Regions from separate parts of the Homo sapiens genome. Here region 1 is linked to region 2. The links are chromatin loops, found by intact Hi-C in ENCODE. Cell type or tissue: PC-9. All regions are shown on one strand. Links, peaks and the distances in the headings refer to the core of each region. The heading gives the core; the rest is flanking DNA.

Region 1 (4,376 bases), core at 260-4,259, 82 kb before region 2:
CGTATTATCAATGACTGATACCTTGCAGTAATGGCAAAGCTAAGTAGTTGCAACAAAGTAATAGTAGTTACTTATGGCCCAGTAAGCCTGAAATATTTACCATCTGGCTCTTTGCAGAAAAAGTTTGTCAAGCTTTAACTAGATTCCAGGGCATTGCTGCTCAAAGTGTGGTCCTTGGACCAGCAGCATTGGCATCCCTTGCTTATTTGAAATGTAGATTATCAGGCCCCAATCTAGACAAACTAAATTAGAATCTGCATTTTAACAGGATCCCCAGGTGATTTAGTTGCACATTCAATATTAAGAAACATTTCTCCTGTATAACTAAGTAGCTGAGAACTTTGACTTCGAGGTCAGAGAATCCTAGCTCTGCCATTCACTAACATTGTGGCCTGGAGTAAGTTATATTCCCTTTCTAGTCTCAGTTGTTGGATATATATAATAGGGATAATGATGCTATATCATGGGATTGTTTTCAGAAATGAAATAAAATGAAACACCTGAATGCCAGCTCATAATAAGAGTTGAATAACAGGTAGCTGCTGTTATTAGAATCTCTGCTATTTTAAAAATAACACCAAGCCCTTAAAAAAAGATAAGAAAACCAAGCCCTGTGTAACCCGCCCAAGCTTACATGTCCATACATACATGGACAGGTCAAGGGTGTGAACTAGCACAAGGTTCTCTGTCTCTGAGCCCATTGTGTGACCCCTTCTACTCCACTGGACTTGATGGACAGATGACTGATGGATACAGATTGAGCTACAGCTCTGCCACTAATGAGCTAAATGACCTTGGACAAGTCTCTTATCTGCTCTAAGTTTCAGTTTTTCTATCCAAGAATGTGAGCAACTAACCTGATCACACTGTTGAGGCTTTAAACCATCAAGGATCAAGTGTTGAGCACATAGTGCAGGGCTTTGCACTCAGGAGATGCTCAATACAGGGAACCCATCTTTTTTGTTGTTGTTAAAAAAACAAAAAATCAAATATTCTTTAGGCAGCAGCTACCCTAGAGGACAATGAAACCTGTCAGCATTCTTGTTGGACAGCTGCCTGGTCTCTGTAATTCGGGTCCTAACCAGGAGCTAGAAAATTAACTTGGAAACTGAGGATGCAAAAATGAGTGTCTCATTCTGGGTTCCTCTGGGTCTCTCTGCCTTCCTCTGAGCAGATGCTGGGCTCCAGCAACACCTGGTACCTGCAGAACTCTCAGGAAATTGGCTTGGCTAGAATGTCTTAATAGCCTGCTCTCTAGCCAAAACAATTTGCAGTGGGAAAAGCAAGGGTTTAGAAGTCAAACAGATACAGATTCAATTGTAACTATAACACAACCTCTCTTTGTGGCTTTGGGCACCCCACTTAACCTTGTTAGGCCTCAGTTTCCTTATCAGTAAAATGTGATAATTACACCTTATTTTCAGTTAAGCCAAAGAATGATTCACTGCTGCCAAACAATCTCAGCTAATAAATGCTGTTATTTGCCTCAGTGGGTGGGGGAGTTAAAATCACAAACTGTCCTTTCCATAGCAGACATTTGCAGATCTATTGGGTCGGAGATGGAGAACTGGGAGTCTCCTCCACCCCTTCCTTTTATAATAGAGAAGCTAAGGAACAGAAATGACATGGCCTGGCCCAAGGTCGCACTGTGGGACAATAAGACGGGCCACCTGGATCCCTGTCAGAGGGTCTTTCACATTTTGTTAGGCTACATGTCAACAGCCCAGGTCAGCACAAATGTCCCTTGTTTTCAGAGTCACCGGTGGCTGAGCAGTAAGTAATTGGGCCCCTCCTCAAAGGCTGTAATCAAAGGCAGCCTTGAGCTTGGAGGCAGCTCCAACGGCGATTGCTCGGCTAGCTGAGGAAGAGGCTTGAGGCCAATATCAGCGGCCCTGGGCTCCTGACAGCAGGTGTGGATGATGAATGGGCAGCTTAACATGATGGAGCAAATTGATCATTTCATCACTGACCACAACTTATTCATTTCTGCAAAGACGGCAATTCATTACCCTGCATGTCACGCTGCCCATGTCATTGCCAGAGATAAAAGCCTGAGGCCTCACAGCCTGTGCCTCTCATCACATCTCACCTCTTCTTAAAGGGAGAGAAAGAATGCGGAAATTGAGAGCCAGATGCTCAAGGCTGCTCCAGGGCCCTTATTCTTGCCAGATCCTGGAGGCCATTTCTTCTTCACCAGGAAATGAACAGGAATGAACCCCAAGAGCTTCTAAGCCAATCAACAATAGCAAATGCATTGCATCTTTGAGGCCAGCCTTATACTCTCTGGAGCATAAGGCCGAGAAGGATTCTGTGGCTGCATGCGAGCCCAATAGGAATGAATGCCAGAATTGATTAGTCATGTCTATGGTAGGTCTAGAGTAAGTAGTCAGACATACCCCATGCATTACTATTCATAAAGTCGTGGTGGTGGTTGGGCTATTTTCTGCAACTCTCAAATCATGTCAAGTGCTCACTAGCATTAAGAATAAACTAAAAGGCAGTTACAAATACAGTAATGCAGTTATAATCAAGTAATGGAAAAGCTTACATATTATTGTGATTTTAGTCAATACAGTTGCTCTCAGCTATAGTGGCACAACCCACAGGCTTTGACCACATGAGTTATTGGGTAAGTCCCAAGAAATGTAACAACAAAAATAGTCACATTACTCAAGTTACTCTGATTTTTAGTATTTGAAACTATGGGGTTAGGTAAGTTGTCAGAAATGTAGTGCTAATAATAGTCTAATTACTCAAGTTTCAAAATATTTTGTCTTTTGGAGGGATTTTTTAAAATGCAATGGATATGACCTTAGAAGTAAAATAACATCTCCCACTTGTGTTTGGGGAATGTTACCTTGAGTGGAAGAGAGAAAAGTGAGATCATAGATAACTTGCTGGTGATTGCATGCTTACAGATCCCCTACTGATCTTAACCATGGTGCCTCCCATAGCTTCTGCCACCAAATACCAATACCACCCTCTCCTACTCATCTCTAGAGTGTGGCTTGCTTCCTATCTAAGGGAAATCTCTCTGCCTGACCCTGATCTCATGCACTTCAGTTTATTGAAGGACCTTGTTCTACTGATCATACCTTCCCTCTCCTTTATCTTTGTAGACTCTATTCACAGTCTATGCCAAAACCAAACCTAACTGACTTAACTATAAATGGGAACCAACTGTTCCACATGATTGGTGATGATGCTGTGTGAGAGATGGGCTCATACATGGCAGTATCTACAACCACAGATCTTTTTTTTTTTTTTTTTTTTTTTTTTTTTTGAGACAGAGTTTCACTCTTGTTGCCCAGGCTGGAGTGCAGTGGCGTGATCTTGGCTCACTGCAACCTCTGCCTCCCAGGTTCAAGCTGTTCTCCTGCCTCAGCCTCCCAAGTAGCTGGGATTACAGGCGTGCGCCACCATGCCAAGCTAATTTTGTATTTTTAGTAGAGACAGGGTTTCTCCATGTTGGTCAGGGTGGTCTCAAACTCCAGACCTCAGGTGATCCACCCACCTCAGCCTCCCAAAGTGCTGGGGCTACAGGCGTGAGCCATCACATATGGCCTAGTTCTCTCTATCTCTTTCTGTCTTATCTCAGTTCCCATCTCTGTCTTGACCACATTGTTTCTGTGTCTTCCATAGGTATGGGGCATGGGCACCAGGAGCTGTAGAGACACATTCTTACATCTTTAACATAAAGGAAACAGAAAGAATCTATCTTCCTCCATATGTTGTATAAAATTCCAAGGAAGGATTTGTTTTGTCCCAGCCAAGGACACTTACTGCAAAGGGGAATCAGGTGCTATGACTGGCCAGATCTGGCATGTACTATGGCCAGGAGGGAGGGTACTTACATATTAGTAACCTAATTTTCCCTATAGCCTTATGGAGTGAGAAAGAGGTAATTCTAGACATGAAAGGAAAAGAGAAGGGGGGCTGGAGGGTGTTTCCTGTTCCTACCAGAATAAGGTGGAAGGGAAGCTTGCCAAAGGAAAACTGTAACTTCCCATGACAAACTGTAACTTCCCGTGACAAACTTTAACTTCTCCTTCAGTATTTGCTATGTTCTTTCAGTATTTAAACATATCCAACCATATCTTTTATTAAAAATGAATAATAATTTGCAATAACAATAATCCTCTTAATCTTCTCCTCTAGTTATCCATTAATATATATCTCTCTCTCCCTCCCTCCCTCAGCAGCAAATTTATTAACTGACTACTTTCTTTTTGTCATTTCTGTTCCTTCATTTTCTACCCACTTCTCAGCTCACTGGAAAATTACTTCCTTTATCACAATGGTTCTTAACCTGGAACAATTTTTCCCACCTCCACCCCAAGGGACATTTAGCAATGTCTGGAAACAATGTTGGTTGC
Region 2 (4,376 bases), core at 210-4,209:
AATTTCCACCCATCCTTTATGTCTCAGGCTCAACATTACCTCCTCCAAAAAGCCTTCTCTGAGCTCCTACTTCCAAGGTCTGGCAAGAGAGAGAGAGTCATCTTTGTGGTCCTGTGGCCTCACTTATCTTGCTAGCTTAGTGTTTTTCCTCCTGCCTAGCACAAGCTCTGTTACATCCATTCCTGTGTCTCCCAGGAACCCAGCCGAGTACCCAGAACAAGCCTAGCACCAAAGAAACATTTTTAACTGAGTAAATGGACCATGTGGGGTCTCAGATCTTTCATCCCTTCTCCTACATTGAGCTTCTCAACATTCTCAAGGCATGGTTCTTGCAACTTTGAGGGACTTTCAGATGATACCACTTATTACCAGCTGTTAGGCACTTACTGTGTGCCTGGCATTTGACACATTTGCTCCCTAATCTATCACTCATGCTACCTCTGCTAGTTAGGTATTAATATCCCCATTTTACAGATGAGAAAATTGAGGCTCAGGGTTTAAGAGACTTGCCCAAGGTCTCTGGATTACCTGAGGTCAGAAGTTCAAAACCAGCCTAGCCAACATGGTGAAACCCAATCTCTACTAAAAATACAAAAATTAGTCTGGCATGGTAGCACATTCCTGTAGTCCCAGCTACTTGGAATGATGAGGCAGGAGAATTGCTTGAACTGGGAGGCGGAGGTTGCAGTGAGCCAAGATCGCGCCACTGCACTCCAGCCTGGGTGAGAGAGTGAGACTCTGTCTCAAAAAGAAGAGGCTTGCCCAAGGTCTCATACTGAGTGAAGCTGGGATTCCTCCTCAGGGCAGTCTGACTCCAGACAAACTTGCCCTCTTATCTACTGTTCTACACTGTGGCTCATGCTATTAGGGGCTGAGAAGGCTCCCTAAATCCCAGGGCAGGGGGAGCCACAAAATATATGAAAACATGTATCTACATAAAAACCTGTGTATGAATGTTCATAGCAGCATTAGTCATAGTAACTGAAAAGTGGAAACAACCAAAATGTCCACCAACTAATGATAGAGGAATAAAATGTGGAATATCTATATAATGGAATATCATTTGGCAATACAAAAGGAATGAAGTAGTGATACATGCTGAAACATGGATGAACCTTGAAAACACTATGCTAACTGAAAGTAGCCAGTCACAAAAGGCTACATAATGTATAACTTAATTTACATGAAGTGTTCAGAGTTAGTAAATCTATAAAGACAGAAGATTAGTGGTTTCCCAACACAAGGGTCATTGGGAGGAAGTAGGCAGGGACTTATGATAGAGGCAGGGTTTCTCTTTGGGTTGATGAAAATATTTAAATATTGATCACTTAAACTGTACCCTGCTTAAACTGTACACTTTAAATAGGTAAATCATATGGTATGTGAATTATATCTCAACAAAGCGTTCTTTCTTTAAAATAAAAAAACTGAGCTGGATTTTTTATTTTATTTTATTTATTTATTTATTTTGAGACGGAGTCTCGCTTTGTTGCCCAGGCTGCAGTGCCGTGGCACGATCTCGGCTCACTGCAACCTCTGCCTCCCTGATTCAAGCGATTCTCCTGCCTCAGCTTCCTGAGTAGCTGGGACTACAGGTGCCCACCACCACACCCAGCTAATTTTTTGTATTTTTAGTAGAGACAGGGTTTAACCATGTTAGCCAGGATGGTCTCGATCTCCTGGCCTCAAGATCTGTCTGTCTCGGCCTCCCAATGTGCTGGGATTACAGGCGTGAGGCACCGTGCCTGCCCTGAGCTTGATTTTTATCAGTACATTGTCTTAGGTTCCTCCTTCCCAGGTAGCTCAGGAAACAAGGTTGTCGGCTATTACCAGAGAATGATTAATCTGCATCAGTGAGGGACTTGTCACTGTCTTGGCTTGGCATCATCCATTCACATCTCTCTATGAGTGACACAGACCTTTCCTGGTATTTATTAACAGCAGGCCATGTCAGCATCTGTTCCCAGCCACCCTGCCTAATGCTCACCCTGCATCAGGCTTGGGCTGACTCAGCCAAATGGAATCCAGGTGACGCATTTGTACTTTACCGGTCAGGTAATTAGGGGATGGCTGTCTCACCCAGTCTGGTGGGGTCTGGCTATCTCTGTTTTGGAGCCAGTATTAACAGAAAAAAATAATAATAATTTGTATGTCAGAGATAGAGAGATGTTTGGAACCTTTTGCACAATGTCTGGGTTATATAGGAACAGAAACAGCTGCTGGGAGGCCAAAGAAAAGCCATAATAATAATCAGCTCAGTATGTGGCATGCAGCAGGTACTCAGATATTTATTGAATGAATAAACAATGAATAAGTTTGCATTAGGTTTTAGAGTTTGGAAAACACATTTCTATATCATGTTATTATATCCTCATAGTCATCTACAGAGCTGAGAATTAGACAGATATTGTTCCCATTTTACAGATGAGAAGGCTGAGTTTCAGAAGATTCATGTAGGAGAAAGAATGTGGAGTTGGACCTACCTGGGTTCAACTCCTAACTCCAACACTGACTTCAGGGTTTTCACACCTAAAACAGAAAATAATTTATCTGGCTGTGTCTTTCTGTAAATACAGTATTTTTTATTTTTTATTTTTTTTGAGACAGGGTCTCACTGTGTCACATGGGTTGGAGTGCAGTAGCATGCTCACAGCTTACTGAAATCCTTGACCCCCACCTCCCCAAACTTGCCAGGCTCAAGCAATCCTCCTACCTCAGCTTCCTGAGTAACTGGTACTACAGGCACACACCACTACACCTGGCTAATTAAAAAAAAAAAAAAAAATTATAGAAATGGGATCCCACTCTGTTGTCCAGGCTGGTCTTGAACTCCTGGGCTCAAGCGATCCTCCCACCTCAGTCTCTCAAAGAGCTGAGATTACAGGCATGAGCCACTACACCCATCTTTAATACAGGTTTATTGAAACATAGCTACATTCATTCTTTTGCATATTGTCTATGATTGTTTGTGTATTACAAAAGCAGAGTTGAGTGATTGGGACAGAGACTGTATGGCCTGCAAAGCCTAAGATCTTTACTATCTAGCCCTGTACAGAAAAGTTTGCCAAGCTCTGTTCTGTAGAGTGGTTGAAAACCCTCTACACGGTTGCTGGAGTGTGGTAGGTATTTAATTAAAGTTGGTCTTTTCTCCTCCCAAATAAAGGCACAGATAATATGGAGAGTGACTTCATCATGATCCTTTCCCTAAGATTTTTCAAACCTTGTAAGGACCACAATGAAACATGAAGTGTCTAGAGTGAGAAGAGCCAGTGCAGTATTAGGAACACTTTGATAAGAATCAAGGACTGAGGTGTTTTATTTAGTCCTGGCTCTGTCCTACCATGCGAATGTGAGCACATTCCCCTGTGCCCTGTGGAATTGCATGAATTTTGTCCCCCAAAATTTGTGTTCACCAGAAATTCAGAACGTGGCCTTATTTAGAAACAAGGCCTTTGCAGATATAACTAAGAAAAGGTTATAACAGATTAAGGTGGACCCTAAACCCAACTAATGCTGTCATTTTTTTTTCTTTCTTTCTTTTTGAGACAGGAGTCTTGCTCTGTTGCCCAGGCTGGAGTGCAATGCTGTGATCTCGGCTCACTACAACCTCTGCCTCCCAGGTTCAAGCAATTCTCCTGCTTCAGCCTCCCGAGTAGCTGGGATTACAGGCACCCACCACCACACCCTGCTAATTATTGTATTTTTAGTAGAGACAGGGTTTCACCATGTTGGTCAGGCTGGTCTCGAACTCCTGACCTCAGGTGATCCACCTGCCTCAGCTTCCCAGGGATTACAGATGTAAGCCACTGCACCCAGCCCAAATGGTGTCATTTTAAAAAAAGGAGAGGACACACAGACACACAGGCAAGAAGGCCATATGATGATGGGGACAGAGGCAGGAGTCCTGAAACTGCCAGCCAAGGAAAGCTAAGCATGGCTGGGAGCCATGGGAGGCTCTGAAGAGGCAAGGAAGGATTCTCTCCTTGAGCCTACTGAGGGACCAGGGCTCTACCAAACCCTGATTTTGGACTTCTGGCCTTCAGAATGGCGAGAGAATAAATTTCTGTTGTTTTAAGTCACCTGATTCATGGTACTTGTTATGGCCCTTCTAGTAAACTTAAACACTATGCTTTCCCCTTCTATTCCTGCATGGATTGAGGCTATTGTGGACCACATGCATGGCCCAGGAATCAGGCTGTGGGAGGTACACAAAGAACTCTCAGGCTCTGCCCATTCTGTCCTCCTCTGCTAAGACAGAGAGATTGAACACACATTCTTACGGGCCTTACTGTTAGGAGGGCTCTGACTTGCCCAAGACACAGGGTAAGTTGTTAAAGTTTAACTCAGGACTTGAGGTCAGGCAGATTCGAGTGCAC

What was found. A loop is a pair of places that touch in the nucleus more often than their neighbours do. Peaks named below come from ENCODE experiments on the same cell type or tissue, not always from the same donor. Only the 100,000 strongest peaks of a DNase experiment are listed, where the experiment ranks them.
Region 1: a loop joins it to region 2, with 7 times the contacts of the local background. A loop is called at or near these places in 1 of 110 quality-filtered maps.

Annotation. Positions count from the first base shown.
Region 1 is chr9:116,950,245-116,954,620 of GRCh38, reverse strand. The region is part of intron 10 of ASTN2 (astrotactin 2); the gene reads left to right. Among named protein-coding and RNA genes, the nearest start is that of SNORA70C, 230 kb to the left of the region's middle. In PC-9, for the core only: no CTCF peak of the experiment used is centred there; no DNase peak of the experiment used is centred there.
Region 2 is chr9:116,868,352-116,872,727 of GRCh38, reverse strand. All of the region lies in intron 10 of ASTN2 (astrotactin 2), which reads left to right. Among named protein-coding and RNA genes, the nearest start is that of TRIM32, 180 kb to the right of the region's middle. In PC-9, for the core only: no CTCF peak of the experiment used is centred there; a DNase peak (open chromatin) is centred at 1,897; H3K27ac peaks cover 1,139 bases.